Regions from separate parts of the Homo sapiens genome. Here region 2 is linked to region 1. Evidence: chromatin loops called from intact Hi-C (ENCODE). Cell type or tissue: endothelial cell of umbilical vein. All regions are shown on one strand. Region 1 overlaps FGGY (FGGY carbohydrate kinase domain containing). Region 2 overlaps FGGY (FGGY carbohydrate kinase domain containing).

Region 1 (5,000 bases):
CATTAGAAAAGACTGACCCTTGACAAGACCCACATTAGTGAAGTCGTTATTCCCAAGGAGTTGGGTATGTACTTCCCACGTGTTGTGAAAACAGGGCTCTATTACCTTGCCAGCAATACCCCAAAGGCAGAGGCTGTATTTGTCCTTGGATCTCAGTCTTTGACATTGTTTTGGGAAGGTATGATGAGAGGCATGAGGAAACCTCATCCATTTTGTGAGTCCAGTGTACTTAAACGGTAGAGACTGACTCCAGGGCATTTGGAGTTCACAGAATTTGTCAAATTATTTTTCAAGCTTGTAGGGTTCAAGACTTCCCCAAATGTATTTTTCCAAGTGCTTGTACCCTGGTGTCCATTAAGGGAAATGTACTCCATATGTTTCTAATTCTTCTACCCTGAAATGATCAAAATATTATATTGCTGAGATCTCTGAAGACTAGAAAGATCCTTTTCAATTTTTTTTTTCTCTTTGATGACACTAACAGAAATGGGTGATCCCAGTAATCACAAAGAGGCTCAAATTCACTCCCAAATGCCCGGCCACCAAGAAGCTTTGGACATAAGTATTTTTTGGGGGTATTTGTGCCAACTGCTGTTTTAGGACATGTTTCTGATAATGCTTTACACTTACCAGAAAAGCTGTTTTTGAAAAATCCAGTGTTGTCTTACAATCATTAATTTAAAAAAAAAAAGTTTCCCAAGTATTTTCTTAGAGCAAGGAGATCTCTTTCTGATGAAGAATACACTCTAGCCTAAAAAGCCACTTAGGTGGACCAGTTTCTTTGATTAACAAAAGTTACAAAGGGGAAAAGAAGAGTGTTAGAGAGGATACCTGTAACAAAAAGAGACAGGAGACATATGGAACACTCGTGGTGTGTCACCCTTATTTGAACCCTCATTCAAACAACAACTGTTAAGAAAAGTAAAACATAGGAGGCATATATCAATACAGAATGGCTATATGATGATATTAAGGAATTATTCTTTTTAATTATGATATTGATAATTAGCTATTTTTTGAAAGATACCTCCTTTTATAGATACATGCTGAAATATTTACAGAAAAATTTTTTAAAAGCCTGGAATTTGTTTAAAAAGAATCAGGGTGTGGTATAGTTAAAACTCCTCCCTCCCTCCATCTCTCCCTCTCCCCCTCTCTCCCTCTCCCCCTCTCTCCCTCTCTCCTTTTCTCCTTCCCTCACTCCCTTTTCTTCTTTTTTCCCTCCCCTCCTCCTTCCCCTCCTTTCTCCCCCACTGCCCCAGCTTCTCTTCCCTTCTGTTCTCTTTTTCTGGCCTTCATTTGGGCTGACAAGAAGAGGATGCATGTTTTATATCAGGTTGGCAGGTATACTTGAGATATATTGTCTTGGCAATACAAAGGCCTGACACTTCCTAGGGACCCAGATGGGTATTGTAGATGTTTAGGGCATGCCTTGACCTCTGAGTAGCCTTCTTGGGCTTGAGGTCTCATTTGACTAGACTACCACTCCACAGTCAGCCACTGTGGTCTGTTTTTTAAAAACGTTGCCATGATGAGAATGTGAAGGATTTGGGTTGAAGTTAAGGACACTTCCTTTTTATTATTAGTCTGGAGTTTTAAAGGAGATACCTGGGATCCCACCCTTACTTTGTTACTTTGATTTGGAGTCAGCCCTTGGCTTTGAGAGTGTGCTGTGATATTGGTCTGATTTAATCATTGCCTATGTAGAAAAAGAGATTAGATCACTGGATCCCAAACTAGCCTCAGAAAGTAAGTCATTGATGGCAAGAATCACCTGGAGAGATTTTCAGTTTAATTCTTAAAAAATTTAGTGACGATACTTGGATAACCCTCTGGGAATTCTGATTCAGTAGTCCTGGGTAGAAATAGAATCTAAATATCTGTAATTTTATCAGGTTTCTACACGATTCTCATGTTCCAATAGTTTGGTGATTTACCAGGTTCAATGCCTTTTAATAGATTCAGTTGCTCAGGAGCAGATTGAGGTTGTATTTCCATATAGTCCTACCTTGTAAAAAATGGATGTGTCAAGTTTTTTGTTGGTGTTATTGTTTTTAATTGTTATTTTGACTTGCTGGGCTGGGCGTGGTGATTCACGCCAGTAGTCCCAGCAACTTTGGGAGGCTGAATTGGGTGGATTGCTTGAGCCCAGGAGTTTGAGACCAGCCTGGGCAACATGGAAAAACCGATCTGTACTAAAAAACTGGAAAATTAGCCAGGTGAGGTAGTGCGTGCCTTTAGTCCCAGCTACTCAGGAGGCTGAGGTAGGAGGACTGCTTGAGCCCAGGAGGTTGAGGCTGCAGTGAGCTGTGATCATGCGCTGCACTCCGATTTGGGTGACAGCGAGACCCTGTCTCAAAGGAAAAAAAAAAAAAAGGTTACTTGCTTATGAATAAGACCTTCCATATAGCAGTTATTATATAAGCACTAGGTAAATATTAATAAATGGCAAATACTAAAAGGAAAGACAGGAAAAGGAAAGGCAACTGATATTTATTGAAGGCCTACTATTATAGTAAACTTGACTCATAATTTATATTTTCTTCTTTAATTTTAACCTTGGCATGCAATGATTATTACCCAATTTTGTATTCAGTAAAATTAAAGCCCAGAGAAGTTTAGTATTTTTCCTAGAGTCACATAGTAAACACGTGGCAGCAGGGGTGTTTGGATACTATTGTGCCAGGCAGCCTTTCCGAACACTCCAGCCTATTTCTCAATTCTTTCTTGGCTCCAGAGGATTGTGTAGCAGGAGGGGAAATCTGTTCAGAGATCAGGAAACTGGACCAATTGGGCAAGCTGCCAGAGCTTCCTTTACTGGATTGTACCAGCAAGTTTGTTTTTCTCTGTCCAATACTGGGTAAAGGTCCCACCGAAAGCCTTTGTCTCTGCTCAGAATGCCTGGTATGATCTCTGGGAAACTATTTGGCAAAGGAGTGTGGCAGCTGAAGCACAGAAGCCTCTCCTAGGTGGTTCACCCATATCTGATTTTTTTTTCTTTGGCACCTTGTAACAGACCTGAGAATGTTGAAATTTTGTGCCAACGTGGACACCATTCAGCATGTCAGATTTCTCTGATACCGTGAAGATCAATATGTTGGATGCAAAGGAAAAGTCCCAGCAATAGATTCCAGCCCTCACTGCCACTTACCTGGTATATTACAACAGCCTCCATACTGGTCTTCCTATCTGCAGCCTGTCCTCTGCTTTCCGGCCCACTTTTCTCAGGGGGATCCTCTTTCAAATAAAGGTCTGATTATGTTCCTCCAATATTAAACCCCTTCAGTGACTCCCCAGTTCTTGAGGAAAAAATGCTGAGTCTCTGAGCATAGCACTGAATACCCTTCCTGGTCTGGCCCTGTTTCTCCGCATGCTTCTCCCACTCCACCCAGCTTCTGGCAGGTCATACTACCGTGGCTCACCAAAGATGCCTTGGAAACCAGGTACTTTCATGTCTCTGTTTCTCCAGCTGGAGTTTCGTTCCTTCTTTGACCTGCCTGGCAAACTCCTATGCATTCTTTGATTCCTACTCCTTCATGAAGCCTTTCAGCAGTTTCTTTCTTAGCACAACTCTACCACCTTGTCTCACCTGTTCACAGACATCTGCCTGCCTCCCTCTCTAGGCTATGGTGCCCTCCAAGGGGAGGCAAGGTGTTGTTTTCAAATCATTCACAGTACTTACTACATAGGCCACTTACAGTCAGTGTGTAATAACTGAAGGAGGACTTGAGTGAATAGGCAAATAAAGATGGTTACCATGATAGGCCGAGATCTGAAAAGAAGCTAATAATCAATGCATGAAGATGTGTGAGGAACTTGTGTGTCTTCAGTACCATTCTAAATACCATACAAATACAGGTGCCGCCAGAGTGCTTGCACATGGCAGCTTCACAGCCCATTTGAGAAGTAGAATTAATACATGTGAAGAATGAGGCCGGGCACTGTGGCTCACGCCTGTAATCCCAGCACTCTGGGAGGCCGAGGCAGGCGAATCATGAGGTCAAGAGATTGAAACTGTCCTGCTCAACATGGTGAAACCCCGTCTCTATTAAAAATACAAAAATTAGCTGGACGTGGTGGCACACGCCTGTAATTCCAGCTACTCGGGAAGCTGAGGCAGGAGAATCGCTTGAACCCGAGAGGCAGAGGTTGCAGTGAGCCAAAATCGCGCCACTGCACTCCAGCCTGGCGACAGAGTGAGACTCTGTCTCTTAAAAAATAAATAAATAAAATAAAAGAATGAGTAAGAAAACCAAGAAAATATGCAATTTAGTTCAGCTTGTTTGGTGCTGGTAATACTTTATTTTTCATGTGTCGATTTTTGATCTCCACCTTGCACTGTGAGCTCCCTGAGGACAGGGACTTTGTCTTGGCAATTATGTCTTCACACTTGGCATACAGTCAGTTTTCAAGATATGTTTGTTCAATGAATAAATGGATGGTAGGCACCATTCAGTGCTGTTTAGGGTCAAAGGAAGGCATGATTTGTGTGGGTTGAAGTGGTCAAGGAGGGCTTCACACATAAGCCAGTTATGAAGGATATAGGCATTGAAGAAGCACTAAAACTGGTTGTGAGCTTTACTCTTCAGAGAGTCACAGTTTTAGAAAAGCTCTTGCTCTATTGGAAAGAATATGGGTTTTAGACCAAATACATCTAGAATCAAATTTGGACTCTTTCCCTTATCTGCTATGTGATCTTGAGATCTCTGAGTTTCAGTTTCCTTGCCCATAAAATGAAATCAATATTACTTCCCTTAGAATATGCTTGTGAGCCGTAAAAGCGATATCATATATAAAGCATGTAGCATAATGCCTAGCGTACATTAGGCTCTCAATAAATGGTAAGTAAAAGCTGATATATAGGTATAGTGTGTCTGAAATACCTGGGAAACATGGATTATTTGGATGACGTAGTAACATTTGATTAAATTTGCATGATTATTATATTGGCACATAACAATTAGAATTATAATAGATTCCAGTATTTTTATGGCCTTTTA
Region 2 (5,000 bases), 260 kb after region 1:
TTGAAAGTTCCAGTGACCTCTCAGGTGTAATCAATATCATTAGAATGATAAAATATTTGGAACTGCTTTGGAAATGAAAATGCATGTAGACTTGGCGTCATTTGCTCCCCTCCAAAGAAGAGGGGCCAACCTTTGTGCCCCAGGTCTGAGGACCAGCTTCAGATTCTGGCAAGGTGAGGCAAAATTGAATTGCTTTCTTTCTGTGATTCATATTTTCAACCTGAACTTCAACACAGTCTTTTCTTTGAACTTCAGGGACCCTGGCTTGGTTTGCAGGGTACCTGCCTTCCCCTCCTTAAGAAAGTTGAGCAATTCCTGCCAGCACCTCAACTATTCCAGCAAGTCAGATGTTTTATCTTCTCATGGACCACACATCTGGTGGTTAGATGGAGGATTTCACTTCTTATCTAGATAGGCCAATTTTGGTAGACTCAACCAGAGTCACCTCCTTCAGATGCTGGGAAGGCTGGGAAGAATCCAGAGGACCCAGACAGTAGAGGTAGGAAAAACTTTTATGTGCTTGAGGAGACAGGGTTTTCATAGGCCCCTGAATGGATGATTTTCAGCCGGGGGTAGAGTCCTATACCTTTCTTGGGTGATACCAATGGATCCACAGCTGTAGATTTTACTTGTAGCTTTTGTAGACTCTGTGTATCTCAATTCTGGGAGAATTTTATCAGGGGAAGGGAGACTGGATGGAATATTCTGGTGGGCCCTTAATGAAAGATTGGCCAACAACAAGATCTATTGATATTGCAAATTTTGAAACATGCTGACAATTCCTAGCTTCCTTCTTTTGTTCTTTTATCCATTCAGATTCTCCTTCTCTTAGTTTGTCTCTGTCTCTCTTCCCTTGTCCTTTCCTGCTCTCTCTCTCCCTTTAGACATCTAAAGTCTTCTTACTATTTCTTTGTCAAATTCGGATCTCACAAAGGATACTGACATAGCCATTCGTTCATTCTAAAGAATACAATGACTAATACTATCTTAAAGAGTTGCCCCTCTTTAGAAAGGGTGTTTTCCTTTTAGTAGTTTTCAAAACTGTGTCTTTACTAAAGAGAACAGTCTCCTTGTGGACAAGTATTCTTGAAGGCAAATCATGATCAGCTTTATATCTGCGGTTTAATGAAAAATATGGAATCAAGCCACAGATATGCTGCTCTCACAGTAAAAATTTAGCTATTGAATAAGTGGGAGGGGACACAAAGAAGGCAGTTCACTTCCCCTCCCTTTACTCTTAGGAATGTGGAATCCCTGCAGTCTTGACCTCTGTGACCTTTCTACTTGATCCCTCCCCCATCATCAGTAGAGTACAAAATGATCCTCTGTAATTCTGAATATCTTGGAAAACAAATAATTATAATTAGAAGCTGAGAGTGTTCCATAACACTTCTCTAGGCTCCCAGGTCCTGGAAAATCAATAAACTGGAAAAAAACTAAGTTTATGAAATATCACTATGCTTACACTTTCTAAGCACAGACAGTTAAAAGATTCTAAGAAATACAAGGACAAATAAATAAAACAAGAAGCAGTTTCAAGTCGTTGTGAGAGAAAACTCAATCAAATGGCAAAGAGACAGCAACATGAAATGGCTCTCCACTTTCTGTTTCCTTCAGGCCCCCTGCAGATGTCATTAGCTTTCTGTAATTTCTTATCTTCAGGGGCAGTTTTTATTCAAGTCTATTTAGACAAAACAAGCTTTAATTCCAGCAGTGCTATTTGTCTTGAACCACCACCCCCCACCCTTGAAAAAAAGGAGTGGAGGAAGCATCTGAAGCAAAAATCAGTAAAAGGAGACAGTGACAAGAGATCAAAATGCATTCAGCAGTCATTTTAAGGGGAGTACCAGTGTAAAGAAAATAAGCCCTTGGAATCAGCCAATTAATCACAGACCTTCCTTCCTCCCACTGTGTGAGTGTTGCCACCCCTGTAAACCACTGACTCCATGCACTCTCACCATCAACTTTCCCTGTCACGTTCCAGACAGACTCCTGTGTCTTCAAGACCAATACATGTAAGTGGCCAGTTGAGAGCTGTGATTACTCACCCTTTCTGTAATGTGTGCCCACAAGATAAACCATCCATGCTGACCGCAGTGGTCTACCCTTGAGGTCATTCCTTGCAAACATCCTCATTGCTTAGCTGAAACCTCTACTTCTGTTCTTTTTCATGAAATTCACTTCATTTAGGGCCAGTTATACTCATCACCTGTTATGCATTTCAGAGCCTATGATTTTTGTATATAACATGTCTCCCATTCTATTTTATTTTGTAAGAGTCAACTTTCTGTGATTTTTTTTTTTAGCTCTATTTGGCTTTCTGTCACGATAAATAACAGTTTTGCTATTTGCAAAATAAAGCTGATTATCATTATTTTAGTTTCCAGAGGTTAGAAAAAACTGAAATACCGTAGATGTTCAGAAGTATGAAACCATCCCATTTCTCGGTGCATTCAATTTAGTTTACTTGCATTTTTTTCTTTGTCTGGAATACTAACATTTCATGTTCATTGGGGACAAAAATAAGAAAATTTAATTAAGATGAGTGAAAATATGAAAACATTGATCTTGTTATCCTAAAATAACCTATTTTAAATTATTTACTTATTAACTATTTAATATTATGGTTTCTATTCTCTTAGTCTTTTTGTACATATTTTAAAATCATTTTATACTTTTAAATTACAAAATGTATTATACAATGCATAAAGTTTTATCTTTTTAGACCTTTTTCCTATACTCAAAAATATGTAGTAAACTTCTTTATTTATCATTTTTGTAGGCTGCATAATTTTCTACCTAATAGAATATATTATAGCTTATTTCACCAGTCCTCCAGACTTGAATATTTAGGTTTTCTCCATTGTTTTAAAGAATGCTGCAACTGACATCTCTGTTACTAAATGTTTGCACACATCCTAAATTATCTCTATAAAATAAAATTAGAGGCATATAATTGTTCAGGCAAAAAGTGTGCCCAGCATTTAGGGTTCTGATACATAGTAATAATTTATACTCCCATCAGTAGTGTCTGAAAACTCAGGGTTTACATTTCTTGTATATAAGGAATCTCTTGCCATGGATTTTAGTTCCATTTTAGTTCTATTTAGCTTTCATCCCCAGGCCTCTTATAATCCTACTTATTTCACATATGGTCCTGATATTATCAGCTTTTTTTTTTAGTAGCCTTTTGCCCTTTGCTGCTTAAGCATGTGTTTCTGGATGAGATTCTGATTCCTAATTAAATAGATTCAGATTACTGATTGAATTTTCTGAGTATCCTGTCCCATATGTCAGTGTCCCTCAGAAAGTCAACAGAAAACTTTGGAATGGTATAATAATTAATAATTGAAAGAAGAATTCAATTAAGAATATGAAGTTGGCCCTAACATTCATTATTCTTATTGCCACACCTGGTTAACAATACATTCTTTTTTTTTTTTTTTAAGAGTTTTTTCGACCCCTCCAGAAAAAAAAAAAAAATAGAATAAAACAAAAATAGATCAGGTTCTGATTAATTATAAAACCTCTGGTTTCAATCCAGTTTGCAGAATGATACCATGGGTATAAAAGTCAAAACATTAGCTGAAAATTGTAATTTTTTAAGGAAATTATTTCAATATAAGATACACATCATTTGACTCTCTTGTTCCTTACAGAGTGATCCAAGAACAGGACCTGTTACTTTCCATCCATTGTCATTTCATAGACCCCTTGAAGCAACCCAGTGGTTGGTAGCAGCAATCTTTGTGCAGATGAGGACTCTGAAGCTCAGAAATGTTGTATAACTTGTTTAATACAAAGCCCACGCTCTTTGTATTCCATCAGACCATATCCTGTAGATACATATACATTGCTAGGGAAGTACACTATGGCAACTGAGACACCTCTCACAAGGTGGTATCGTTTATAAAAAATAGCATTATGTATTTGTCATCATTGCTTGGTTGAGTGTCCAACACAGAAATAAAAATAAGCAGGGTGCCCTCTTTGGCATGGAAATATTCTAATTCATTTCCCCAGAGAATGACCATACTCACCAGTATTATTTTGCTCTACTTGTTTGCTTTTAATCATAATATATGCCTGTTTACTTTTTGTAGCTATAAAAAGGTAGATAAAAGAAGCACTTTAGGTAGATATAAAAAGCACTTTAATTAAGAACATGAATTAAAAGATACTTCAATAATGAAGTACAATAGATTAAGGAATACTTTAATAGATTAAAATAACTTGAATTAAAAGATACTTAAATGCTATTGTTATTAACACAAAGGTTTAGGCTAACAAAACGCATTTTCCCAAATATCTCTCTCACCTCCCCCCACAATTTTTATTCAGGAATGTAAGAATTGGGCTTTTATAAAAGCAACCAAGGGCTAAACATCTACTAAGTTCTTAGAAACTTTGAAGGATTACAGAACTCTCTTTCTATAATAAGGTTTACCTGTTTGACTTGATTTTGTTCAAGATGGCATTTCATACTGGTGTAAACCTAAACAAAAATGTGTAAGATTTATCTCATAGAAAGACGTGCCTGTAAGTAATTAATTCCTCACTCTAATTACTATTTATGCCTTTACTTTTTATTGTAAACATTCTTGTTGGAATAAACTAGAAATAGGTTTTTTTTCTTTACACTAAAATAACTCATGAATAGCAATGAAATCCATGCTGTATAATATTCAAATGAGAGATCAGGAAAGACAAGGCTTTTAGTTAAATCAGTAATATTCTGTGATGGGGAAAATTGCCTTGAAAAATACACACACACACACACACACATGCACACACACACACACATACATACTACTAGAAAAAGTTTGAGGTTCGATTCAGAGTGTGGAAGGTACAGTGTCTTAAAAGAGTTTCAGTTGCAGCATTTAGGCAGATGATCAAGAATATGCAGAAGAAAACAAAAGAAATCATAATTATAGTTTCCTAACAGAGGTATTTGATCCTCTGCAGTGAACCATAAAAAACTAGCGTGGGATCAGAAT

Evidence for each region. Peaks named below come from ENCODE experiments on the same cell type or tissue, not always from the same donor. Only the 100,000 strongest peaks of a DNase experiment are listed, where the experiment ranks them.
Region 2: it touches region 1 in a loop (1.9-fold over the local background); 4 of 110 quality-filtered maps call a loop at or near these places.

What each region holds. Positions count from the first base shown.
Region 1 is chr1:59,420,335-59,425,334 of GRCh38, forward strand. All of the region lies in intron 5 of FGGY (FGGY carbohydrate kinase domain containing), which reads left to right. Among named protein-coding and RNA genes, the nearest start is that of FGGY, 130 kb to the left of the region's middle. In endothelial cell of umbilical vein, no CTCF peak of the experiment used is centred here; a DNase peak (open chromatin) is centred at 2,787; H3K27ac peaks cover 405 bases.
Region 2 is chr1:59,677,020-59,682,019 of GRCh38, forward strand. All of the region lies in intron 14 of FGGY (FGGY carbohydrate kinase domain containing), which reads left to right. Among named protein-coding and RNA genes, the nearest start is that of MIR4711, 54 kb to the right of the region's middle. In endothelial cell of umbilical vein, no CTCF peak of the experiment used is centred here; a DNase peak (open chromatin) is centred at 1,972; H3K27ac peaks cover 1,053 bases.